2 separate regions of the Homo sapiens genome follow, and region 1 is linked to region 2. A link is an interaction called in ENCODE POLR2A ChIA-PET data of the cell type or tissue named here. Cell type or tissue: MCF 10A. All regions are shown on one strand. Links, peaks and the distances in the headings refer to the core of each region. The heading gives the core; the rest is flanking DNA.

The links. ChIA-PET counts read pairs that join two places held together with the same protein. Peaks named below come from ENCODE experiments on the same cell type or tissue, not always from the same donor. Only the 100,000 strongest peaks of a DNase experiment are listed, where the experiment ranks them.
Region 1: POLR2A ChIA-PET joins it to region 2 with 6 read pairs; 2 of 35 experiments call an interaction of 5 or more read pairs at or near these places.

What each region holds. Positions count from the first base shown.
Region 1 is chr4:162,616,043-162,622,510 of GRCh38, reverse strand. No RefSeq gene overlaps it. Among named protein-coding and RNA genes, the nearest start is that of FSTL5, 460 kb to the right of the region's middle. In MCF 10A, for the core only: no CTCF peak of the experiment used is centred there; no DNase peak of the experiment used is centred there.
Region 2 is chr4:162,681,817-162,688,284 of GRCh38, reverse strand. No RefSeq gene overlaps it. Among named protein-coding and RNA genes, the nearest start is that of MIR4454, 410 kb to the left of the region's middle. In MCF 10A, for the core only: no CTCF peak of the experiment used is centred there; a DNase peak (open chromatin) is centred at 4,024.

The sequences.
Region 1 (6,468 bases), core at 1,488-5,487, 66 kb after region 2:
AACCAATCTGGGAGAAGGAAAATGCTCAACTGCAGTTCCTGTGTAGATTTTGAAAACATGAAGAAAGGGTAGGAACGAACTCAGGCTTACTAAAAGACTGAGATTGAATTACAGGACTAAGTATGATTTCCCTCTTCCCACACCTTACCACCATATCAATATTGTATAATAGAGGATTATAGCCAAAAGAGTTGCAATACTAAGATCCTGCTTGAAGAAGGGGTTTCTGAAAAAAATTCCAAGACAATAGACAAAATAATAATAAAAAAACATTAAAATTCTAGCCTCTAATATCACAGTGACTGAAAACAGCAAATACAGCCTAATTCAGCCACATAAATAGAAAATCTCACACTAAATGCCTATATACCTCAGTTTCTTTTACTCCATACATCATATCTGGCTTTCAACTAAAACTACAAAGTAATCTAAGAGGCAAAAAACACAGTCTGAAGAGACAAAGCAAACATCAGAAGCAGACCAAGATATGAAAAAGATTTTGGAATTATCAGACTAGGAGTTTTAAAAATCTACAATCAATATGCCAATGGCTCTAATGGAAAAAGTGGATGACATGCCAGAAGAAATGGACAATGTAAAATAAAAAAGCAAAAGGAAATGCTAGATATTGAGAAGAACGTTACAAAAATTATGAATGCCTTTGGTTGGCTCATAGGTAGCCTGACACATATCTTTCTAAGGCAGTGGCCCCAACATTTTTGGCACCAGGGACTGGTTTCATGGAAGACTTTTTTTTTTTTTTTTTTTTTTTTTTGAGGTGGAGTCTCGCTCTGTTGCCAAGGCTGGACTGCAGTGGTGCTATCTCGGCTCACCGCAACCTCCGTCTCCCGGGTTCAAGTGATTCTCCTGCCTCAGTCTCCTGAGTAGCTGGGATTACAGGTATGCGCCACCATGCCCGACTAATTTTTGTATTTTAGTAGAGACAAGGTTTCACCATATTGACCAGGCTGGTGTCAAACTCCTGACCTCAGGTGATCAGCCTGCCTCAGTCTCCCAAAATACTGGGATTGCAGGTGTGAGCCACCACACCCGGCTGAAGATGATTTTTTCATGTACCAGAGATGATACAAGTGCATCACATTTATTGTACACTTTATTTCTATTATTACATTGTAATTATAATGAAGTAATTGTACAACTCACCATAATGTAGAATCAACGCGAGCCCTGAGCTTGCTTTCCTGCAACTAGGCGGTCCCACCTGGGGGCGATAGGAGACAGTGATAGATCATTAGGCATTAGATTCTCATAAGGAGCACACAACCTAGATCTCTCGCATGCTCAGTTCATAATAGAGTTTGAGCTCTTATAAGAATCTAATGACACTGCTGATCTGAAAGGAGGCAGAGCTCAGGCAGTAACGCAAGTTATGGGAAGCAGCTGTAAATACAGATGAAGCTTTGCTTGCTTGCCCACCGCTCACCTCCTGCTGTGCGGCCTGGTTCCTAATAGGCCATAGACTGTTACTGGTCTGTGGCCCAGGGATTGGGACCCCTGGTCTAATCTAAGATACTTGCTACTTTCTATGTACAATAGTAAATAACTGGCAAGCCACCGTTTGAACTTATAATAAAGCCATAACAATGGAAACAGTGTTAGGCATAAAAACCAATGAAATAGCTTGAATACTTTTACAAGAGACCCACATAAAAATAGGTAATTGATGTGTCTGAAGATTCCTACAATTTGTGAAAAATAATTGTTTACTAAAGTTGAGGTTATTGGGAAAATACTACATTCAGATTTTTTAGGATAGATTTAAAATTTCCAAATGGATTAAATTCCTAAATGTGACAAGAAAAACTTTTAACCTTTAGAGGAAAGAAAAAAGAATGCTTTTACCATGGCAGAGTACGGACACAAAAATACAAATTACAAAAGAAATGTCTACCAATTACTATCTTTAATTAAAAAAAGATTTCTGCACAATAAGACTTCTTAAATAAAGTTAAAATGATAGTCTCATTGCTTTAAAAAATAATCAAAACATTTGGTAATAGTAAGTGTTGACAAGGATAGGGAAGATGAAAACACTATTTTATTGGAAGTAGAAGAATGAATGAAAAAAAAGTTACCAATGGCTCATACACCATGATAACATCCAAAGCAATACAATATATTGTTATAAATATATAGATATATAGTATACAGTATATGTGCATGCATGGGATGATACAGAATAATTAGTGTTAGGTAGGGATTCACATAACCAATGATGGAAGGGGTAATAAACTAAGGCACCATATGTTACATTTTCTGTCCATATTCTTAAAAAATGTGTCGAAATACTAAGATTCTTAAAAATGTGGATGGAGATTGTACTGCTGCTTTTTACATGTTGAATATTGTTCTGTTTATTTAACATATTTACATGGTTAAATGTTATTTTCCAAAGTTTCATCCTTATACAAATATGACAAGAAAATTAAGAAAACAAAATGGTTCTTTGTTTTCTAGAGGGAATATAAATACTATTCATTTAATACATATTTTTGTATAATCATTTACTTTATTCTAGGATGAGTCCTATTTGCTGGTGATGGGAAAGTATCTAGCCAATTTGTCTTAAATGATCTCATAATTGATGGGGCAAGGTAGTAAACCAACAGTAAGTTGGATGTATTTTTGGAACACAAATAAAGGGTAACTGCATATCCATTAATCAAAATAATTTATGAAAGTGTTTCATCACTACTTAGACTTAACATAAATTTTTAAATCCTTAGTTGGCTAAGACTCAACATAAGCTCAGTTCCCACGTTTCTAGGCATATCCACCCTTTCCACACAATTCTCCTAAAAGCCTCTATTATCCATTGGCATGATTATTCATTTATTTATTTTTTCCCAGATGTATCAAGAGATACCAAAATGCTTCCCAGTTTGTAGCCTTAGTACATGCTATTCATGCTGCCTGGAAAGACTTTTTCATATTTATTGACAAGCCAGCTTCTACCCATGCTTACGGTCTATGTTGAAAGTGTATTTTTTTCTAGAGAAAACACACTTTAGTATTCTGGCTATCTTAAATCCCTAATTTATCCCCATTCGTAATCTACATATTTCTCTTTTTAGTACTTAATATAACTATAACTTAAAAATAAGTTTGCTCACTATCTACCTTACTTGATATGTTGTGAGCTTGAGGGAATAAGGGGCTCTATTTGTCCTGGACATCACTGCATAAGCAATACCTGATATGTAGTAAGAACCCAAGTTGTTTCCAATTACTTAATTAATATAACAAGAATAAATTAATTTTCTAAATAGACTATTCATAAATCTATTCAAGGTGTTATTTTTAACAGTTTCAAGTGTTATCATTTCAACATATAATAATGGGAATTCAAAAGATTCCTTAAGTATGCATAGCAGAACAATATGGCCAAGAAACATATTTGCATATTTGGCTAAGTTGTAACTTAGTTTTAGATTATGAATGTCTTATTTTCTCCCTGTTCCTGGATTTGAAGTGATATTAAGTTATCTTGGCCAGGTAGTTCCTGGGTTGCCTGAACCATCTCTTTCATAATAAGACTTACCTAGTTAGAAATAGAATTGAAAGTTACAATGAATAAAATTAAAGTTACTATTGCAGGGTCTGTTCCGAGGCTGACTACATGCAAACTAAGGGTCCTCCACGAAGGCCTTCCTATGCTGCTGATGTTGCATTCAATGGCCATGAGTCTTTTCTATGAAGGACGGCAACATCTGACCTGTATCTGTCATTCACTGTAAGTTATGCTCGCCATTTAATCTCTCTGAGTTTAAATGCCTTCTATTTAATCTCTCCTTTTTAGTTGTAAAATGGGAATAACAATAATAATGATAATAGCAATAGTATTTCTTTTTTTATTACACTTTAAGTTTTAGGGTACATGTGCACAGCGTGCAGGTTTGTTACATATGTATACATGTGCCATGTTGGTGTGCTGCACCCATTAACTCATCATTCTCCTAATGCTATCCCTCCCCCCTCCTCCTACCCCATGACAGCCCCGGTGTGTGATGTTCCCCTTCCTGTGTCCAAGTGTTCTCATTGTTCAATTTCCACCTATGAGTGAGAACATGCAGTGTTTGGTTTTCTGTCCTTGCGATAGGTTGCTGAGAATGATGGTTTCCAGCTTCATCCATGTCCCTACAAAGGACATGAACTCATCATTTTTTTATGGCTGCATAGTATTCCATGGTGTATATGTGCCACATTTTCTTAATCCGGTCTATCATTAATGTACATTTGGGTTGGTTCCAAGTCTTTGCTATTGTGAATAGTGCCGCAATAAACATACGTGTGCATGTGTCTTTATAGCAGCATGATCTATAATCCTTTGGGTATATACCCAGTAACGGGATGGCTGGGTCAAATGATATTTCTAGTTCTAGATCTTTGAGGAATCGCTGCACACTGTCTTCCACCATGGTTGAACCAGTTTACAGTCCCACCAACAGTGTAAAAGCGTTCCTATTTCTCCACATCTTCTCTAGCACCTGTTGTTTCCTGAGTTTTTAATGTTCGCCATTCTAACTGGTATGAGACGGTATCTCATTGTGGTTTTGATTTGCATTTCTCTGATGGCCAGTGATGATGAGCATTTTTTCACGTGTCTGTTGGCTGCATAAACGTCTTCTTTTGAGAAGTGTCTGTTCATATTCTTTGCCCACTTTTTGATGGGGTTGTTTGTTTTTTTCTTGCAAATTTGTTTGAGTTCTTTGTAGATTCTGGATATCAGCCCTTTGTCAGATGAGTAGATTGCAAAAATTTTCTCCCATTCTGTAGGTTGCCTGTTCATTCTGATGGTAGTTTCTTTTACTGTGCAGAAGCTCTTTTGTTTAATTAGATCCCATTTGTCAATTTTTGGCTTTTGTCACCATTGCTTTTGGTGTTTTAGATATGAAGTCCTTGTCCATGCCTATGTCCTAAATGGTATTGCCTAGGTTTTCTTCTAGGGTTTTTATGGTTTTAGGTCTAACATTTAAGTCTTTAATCCATCTTAAATTAATTTTTGTATAAGGTGTAAGGAAGGGATCCAGTTTCAGCTTTCTACATATGGCTAGCCAGTTTTCCCAGCACCATTTATTAAATAGGGAATCGTTTCCCCATTTCTTGTTATTCTCAGGTTTGTCAAAGATCAGATGGTTGTAGATGTGTAGTATTATTTCTGAGGGCTCTGTTCTGTTCCTTTGGTCTATATCTCTGTTTTGGTACCAGTACCATGCTGTTTTGGTTACTCTAGCCTTGTAGTATAGTTTGCAGTCAGGTAGCATGATGTCCCCAGCTTTGTTCTTTTGGCTTATGATTGTCCTGGCAATGTGGGCTCTTTTATGGTTCCATATGAACTTTAAAGTAGTTTTTCCCAATTCTGTGAAGAAAGTCATATAATAGGCTTCTTACTTAGCATTTCAAAGGTCCTTGATAGATAATGAATATTTATTTATGTCTTCTTTCATGAAAAAAAAACTTATTTTCTTTGCAAGACCCACTATTTCAATAGTTGGCCATTACAGAAGTTCCTCTAAGATAGCTGAGTATTTTTCTTTTGGCTGTTTGTAAGCTGACAAAGAGATTTTAAATTACATAATTTGGAAGTTAATGAATACATAGACATTTTCTGTTTAGACCCTTCTTCATACACACAAAACATCAATTAGTAATTAATATACTATTATCATCTCCTTAAATATCACCTGACATTTTCTACATTTAAATAGGCAAATGGAATAAAATGAAAGGCTTTTCCTTTCCTACTATTTTACCTTATTTTCTTTCTCTTTTGCTTTCCTTCTTCCCCTCTTTCTCTCTTTCTCCCTTTCTTCTTTACATGTAATAACTTCTTATAACCTCATTCAACAAGTATTATTAGAAACGTACTTGAATACTTATGATTGTTGTCTTGGATAGTTCATACTAGGAAATAAGTACACCCAGATCAAAGGGGAAATTTCCCAGAATGACTCAGTTATTATATTTGACATTGGAAAGATCTAATCACACTGTTCCTTTAGTCCATTAAAAAAATTACTCTTAATTTTTGTCCATGTCATAGTGCACTATTTTGCTTAGGAGTAAATCATGAGCTTCACAGGATATTCCTGGAGTACAGAGGAATGGATTTAAGGAGGGAACATAATATAATTTGCATTTTAGAATTATTTCTTTGATAGCAATATGGAGAATAAACTGGCTGGGAACAGGAACAAAATTAGATGGATCAGAAAAGAGGCAGTTGGAGTAAACAAGGGGAGAAGTTATTAGTGCCTAAAATAAGACAATGGCAATTATCATGGCCAGGATGATATAATTTGATATAATTTAAATTAGACACAGAAGAAGAAGCCTTGAAGTTCTGCAAAAGGTCTGACTTTTCTTTGTAAAATAGCCTATTGCATAATAACATGCTCTAGAAGTTATTCATACATAGTGATTATGAAATGGTTCAGGTTGTATCAG
Region 2 (6,468 bases), core at 1,570-5,569:
ATCTTCAAAACTAAATTACATGTTTTGTCACCTTCATAGGTTTTTAGAATGTTAAATTACTAATGTTTGTTTTACAAAGATGTAAATCTGAAATCACAAGTCTGTTCACAGAAATTCCGCTGTTTTAAATTTTTTATTTCTAGATATTTTAATCAATGCCTTAACTCTATTCAGAAGATAAAATTGCAAAATTCTCATGTTCTAGAGAATATAAATAGTCATTGAGATGGCTTCATTTCTAAATGTATGTGACTTCTCTTAAATTAGTTTGACATTGCCCTACTTCTACGTGAACTTCTTTAAACAGACCTCCAAAACTACCACGTTTTGGTTTTGTTTTGTTTTTGTTTTTTTGTAATCTTCAGCACTTTTGGCTTAAATATTTTCTCCATTTCTAGGAAATTTATTTTTTCATGCTTGGTATGAAGGTCCATGATCTATTTCTTAATGGCTACATAATTGTCAGCTGGTTATTATCTTTGTAGAGCTATGATTATATTTAAATATCATTTTAAGTTAGCTATATGTTTCATCTAGTATAATTCTTGGTATTAGCTTATTCAACTGATTATGTGGACTTTTAAAGATTTTGTATTATTATTAATAAGGTGTCCTGAAGAGCTTTTCTGTACTTCTTACATGGGGCCAACTGTTTTGGTCTTAGTTTTCATAACTTGTACTTCAAAAGTCATAGTTAAAACTACAGCTCTTTCTAAGTATAATTTTCTTTTAACTATTTTATATTATCTTACCAAAAAGAGCAATTATCTCAATAAATAAAATAATTTACTAATATAGTGGATGTATATTGTTAGGTGATATATTTTCTGAAATCATAATTGAATCTAAAATAATATTAATTCTTGATTATCTGCAAGTAGGTTAATAGTAACTAATTCTCATCAGGGACCTGAGATGCTCGTGATCCTTTAAGTAGACTATTAATTAGGTAGTCAGTTTCATCCCTTTCAGAGGAATATAGGAGCCAAACCAGTAGCCTGGCCCACTCTCCAAATCAAGTTTAAGAACCCATGACAGATGAGTCTCAGTCTCATTACAAAAACTTCAAGTACAGGTTAGAAAGTCGTTGTCTTCTGGTCAGCCTTAAATCTTGTTAAATTGCCGAGCGATGATTCTAATGCAAGATTATCAAGATTACTAAGATTCCTAAAGAAAGCAAGCTATTGACTAGCTTTCTTTCTCAAAGATTACCTAATTATTTTCTTTGGTAATAAACTGCTCATAACTAAACTTTCTTAAAACAGTACAGTTTAATTTAATAAATTTAGCACATTTTTAGCTTTTTATTGTAAAATAATGATAGCTTCATAGGAAATATTTAAAAAAAGGTACAAGGAGATCTCGTGTACTATTAACTAATTTTCCCCCAATGATTAACATCCTGCATAACTGTAGTACAAAACTAGGAAATCAGCATTGATACAATCTACAGAGCTTACACAGATTTCATGTTTTACATGCACCTTGTGTGTTTGTGTGTTCATATGTGTGATTCTATGCAGTTTTATCATAAAATACATTTTCAAACTATTTTCCTTTTTTTTTTTTTTTTTTTTTTGAGACAGAGTCTCACTCTGTCACCCGGGCCGGAGTGCAGTATGGCGCGACCTCGGCTCACTGTAACCTCTGCCTCCCGGGTTTAAGTGATTCTCCTGCCTCAGCCTTCCAAGTAGCTGGGATTACAGGCATGCACCACCATGCCTGGCTAATTTTTATATTTTTAGTATAGACGGGGTTTCACCATGTTGGCCAGGATGGTCTCGAACTACTGACCTCATGATCCACCTGCCTCAGACTCCCAAAGTGCTGGGATTACAGGTGTCAGCTACCTTGCCTGGCCATTTCAAGCTATTTTCTCTGTTAACACACAATCAAGTAACCCAGAATGTTTTATGCTATTTCATAATTTTCTATTGCTACTTAAAGTTTTAAAGTTAGAGAAAGCCATTAACTTTCTCCTAAAAATGATCCAGATTTTGTTTTATAAACAAGCAGGTTTGCAGATAAATCAAACTGTTAATAATAAGAAAAAGCAAAATACGGCTGGGTACAGTGGCTCACATTTGTAATCCCAGCACTCCCAGCACTTTGGGAGACTGAGGCAGGCAGATCACTGGAGGTCAGGAGTTTGAGACCAGCCTAGCAAACATGGTGAAACTCTATCTCTACTAAAAATACAAAAATTAGCTGGGCGTGATGGCACATATCTGTAGTCCCATCTATTCGGGAGGCTGAGGCCCCAGAATCACTTGAACACAGGAGGCGGAGAATGCAATGAGCTGAGATCCCACCACTGCACTCCAGCCTGGGTGACATAACAAGACTCTGTCTCAAAAAAAAAAAAAAAAAAAAGAAAAATTCACTAAGTTCTTGTAAGGTTAAATGAATTTCCATCAGATCCATGCTGACCTCATTCAGGTTTGGAAATCTCATTCAGGTTTGGAAATTTTTAATTCTTAAAAAACATAATTTATATGCAAATTTTATAAACTTGTATTGCAATGACACCCTTTAAGAGCTAGAGTCTTACTGAAACACAATATGTACCTAGGAAAATTTACTGTACAACAGTATTATATTGGTATCAAAAAAACCTGCTTTCACAATAGCAATCAATAACAACAAACTGTTATTGCAAAAGAAGTGTTGAAAAAGTTCAAGTCCAGTCAGAGGACAAGTTTGACTCATCCCTTGAATCTAATTTAATGTCAGGCAATAAGCATCAGAACAGTGCGCTTAAAATAAAATGAATTTTATGAACAGATTTGCCCTGCCCTGAAATATATATAATGCAGAACAGCACTGCTTAAAATATCTTTGTTGAAAAGTCTTTTCTTTTCCTTTTCCCTCTGACAATCAATTGTGGACCAATAAATTTGTAAAATACAAGAAGAAAATTACTAGACACATGATCATATACTTAGATGTTATGGCCAAGTCAAATTGCTATAAACATTTCCCAATAGGGAATGAGGTGGTGGATTTGCAAACTTTTTCTGTAAAGTACTGGGTAGTAAATATTTTAGGCTTTGCAAGCCATCCAGTCTCTGCCACTGGAGTTCAAAAGTAGCCCTAGGCAATACATAAGTGAATGAGTATGGCTATGTTCCAAGAAAACTTTATCAAAATAGGAAGCTGGTCCATGGGCTTTAGTGTACAGACCTTGTTCAATGGTCACCCTCATTTTCATACTTATTTCATTGTGGATTAAGTCCACTTTGCAGACAGGCAGCAATCTGAGGGCTTTTTTTTTTTTTTTTTTTTGTCCCCAAGGAAAGTCCATAGGTTTCCAAATTCTCCTATAACTGACCCAGATAGCCATAGTGCTCTTTTAAATTCTAGGACATTCTGCAAATAGATACATGTCTGGTTCTTCTGGAGTGAAAGAGCCCTGTCCATATTTATTCTTTTTTTTTTTTTTTTTTTTTTTTTTGAGACAGAGTCTCACTCTGTCACCCAGGCTGGAGTACAGGGGTACAATCTCGGCTCACTGCAACCTCTCCCCCAGCCCGAGGTTCAAGCAATTCTAGCATCTCAGCTTCCTGAGTAGCTGGGATTACAGGTGCCCACCACCATGCCCAGCTAATATTTGTATTTTTAGTAGAGATGGGGTTTTGTCACATTGGCTGGGCTGGTTTCAAACTCCTGACCTCAATTGATTTTCCCACCTTAGCCTCCCAAAGTGCTGGGATTACAAGCATGAGCCACAGTGCCTGGCCCATATTTATTCTTTATTGGAGATATGTAGCAACTCTCTGGCCACTTCACTCTCCTCCCCTCCCATTCACACACCTCTCCTTCCCTTCAATTCTCCCCTCTCTCCTGCCTTCCTTCCCCTCCTCTTTCAGTTCTTTCCCCTCCCCTCTCCTCCCCACTTCTCCTCTCCTCTCTTTCTGTTTCTTTTTCCCTGTCTCTCTCTCTCTTTTTGTTTTACTGTAATAACCTAGATTTGAAGATTGCCTTGGCCTTTGTCCTGACCAGGACATGTGCCTACTTGTGTAGTGTGTGTGTCACTATGTAAACTAAGCTAGAATCAGTCACCAAGTTGTACCGTTATGCCTTTGTCTTGGTTATGTGACAATTTGGTTCTGAGTCACATTGTGTATACTGGATTTTGTCTGCTGTTAATTTCTAACTAGGTTAAACAACTGTTCACAACATAAACGTTCTGTACACCATACAGCACTTTTTACTTTCTACTGCTTTGTCTTTAACATATTTCCTCTAAGAAGAAATTGAAAGAAAGTATAAATAAGAATGTTCAGTTTTAGAAAGTCAAATTTTTGCATTTTGACCTAGTAATTGTGAAAAAACAAAACAGTTGCATTTTAGTGGTGGATATCTATAAACATATCTATGTGGTTAGTTAATCACTCACAGAATATTTTTGAAAATCACAATATTCCGGCAATGACAGATTGTGGTGACTCATTAAACAGATGTACCATGTAGTCTTAGATATTATCCGAAGTACTTTTAAGGTGTGTGAAAAGAAAGGACAGTAGACTTGTAAAGTACTTGAGAAAAGGAAAACTGACGCTCTGAGTTTTGAGAATGCAAGATCACCTAATATGAATTCTCCCTCTTATCTCTAAGAAATAAACTCTAAAATAAGATCAACAGCCTGCTAGTGCATCGAGGTCTCCATTCGTCATCTCACATTGTGTTTGGTCCACGAACATCTAAGAAAATAGATGTAAATACATGATATATTTTGGTCTACATAAGTAAGTATGTATACTTATTTGGAGCCAGTAGTGCTTAATTCAGTAAGCTGTGTCAATTATAAACTGTCTTCTCAATATTGAGACTGTCTATATGTAACAATAATCCAGGCCTTAGACAAAGTTACCTTAAGTTTTTCAGTGGAAAAGAAAACATGGGAGAAAAGACTATTAATGCTGGAAGCCTAATGGATATCTTATTATATAGGCCAGTGCTTGGGGGTCTCAGTATGACGAGTATACTTGTGCTATGGTTTGAATGTGTCCCCCAAAGTTCATGTGTTGGAAACTTAATCCCCAATGCAATAGAATTGAGAGGTGGTACCTTTAAAAGGTGATTAGGTCACAAGAACTCTCCACTCATAATTAAAGCTGTTATTACAGGAATGGGTTAGTTGTCTTGGGAGTGAATTTCTGATTTTAAAAATGTAATAATTTCTGCTCTCTTTCTTTACCCCACGCCACACCCCATGCTCTTTTGCCCTTCTGCCATAGGATGATGCAGCAATAAGGCCCTTACCAGATGCCAACATCTTGACATTGGGCTGCTCAGTTTCCAGAACTGTGAGAAATACAATGTCCACTTATTATAAATTACCCAGGCTCAGGTAATATGTTGTAGTGGCACAAAAAATCACAAGGTATTTGGTGAAGAGATAAAAGCAGGATGCTGGCTCATTCCCAGAAAAAGCAGTATCAGTGGCTACTCAAAGGATGAGGTCAGTGTCTGGGTGAGGAAGAGGAATGTGAGAAAAAAAAACAAACAAACATGTCACGTAGAATTGAACTAACAAGATGATGCTCTGAAAAACATATCAGGATATTGCTTGTTATTAATCAAGAAAATTATTGTGCTTGCCATTTTACTTATATTACATAATTACATGTCCCAGTTTGTTGAAAACTTTTGTAAAGTATTGCATTTTCTAGACCCTTACACATATATACAAGTACATGCTCTCCAGCACAAAGGCATATATCCTGGTATGTGATACATATATAAACATATATATCAGAAATATACATGTATGTGTGTGTGTGTATATATATATATATGTTATATATCAGAAACACATAATTTCTAATATATAAAAAAATTTTCTTGGGAACCAAAGCACTATCTGATTATTTCTTATAGAAGTCTCACAATAGAATGGCTGAAAGTAGCCTAATTTTTAAAGAATATCTGTCAAGAGACAGAATCAAATTACTTCATCTTTAGAGGTTAGTCTTTTCTCCATTCCTGAAGAATTATGGAAACTACACTTCAAATGATGTAGAAAACAGTTTGGTGAGATTTTCTGCTAATGCAGTTTTAAAATGATCTCAGGAAATGAATTGCACCAGCAGTGCCAGTATATAGATTCTAAGAGTAAAGCTGCATATATCATACATTTACTCTTTATGAACTGACTCTGCTAATAATCACTATGACTAGTATTTGAGTGGTTTTAATGTTTACAAAACATGGCCTGTTTATATAGCAATCAATTCTTATTCTCATTTTACCAGAAAATTTTCATTCTTAGGTATTGCTAGGAATGAAATAATACTATCTACTGATAATCATACCTGGAGAAAATTTTTAAAGATTATAAACATTTTTGGCAGATGTATAGTACATTACATGTTTTCTCCTAATAGGAAGATAAATACAGTAATAATATTGAACAAATAAAATTTCTAGCATACCTCCTTTCATTATACTAAAATGACATTATTC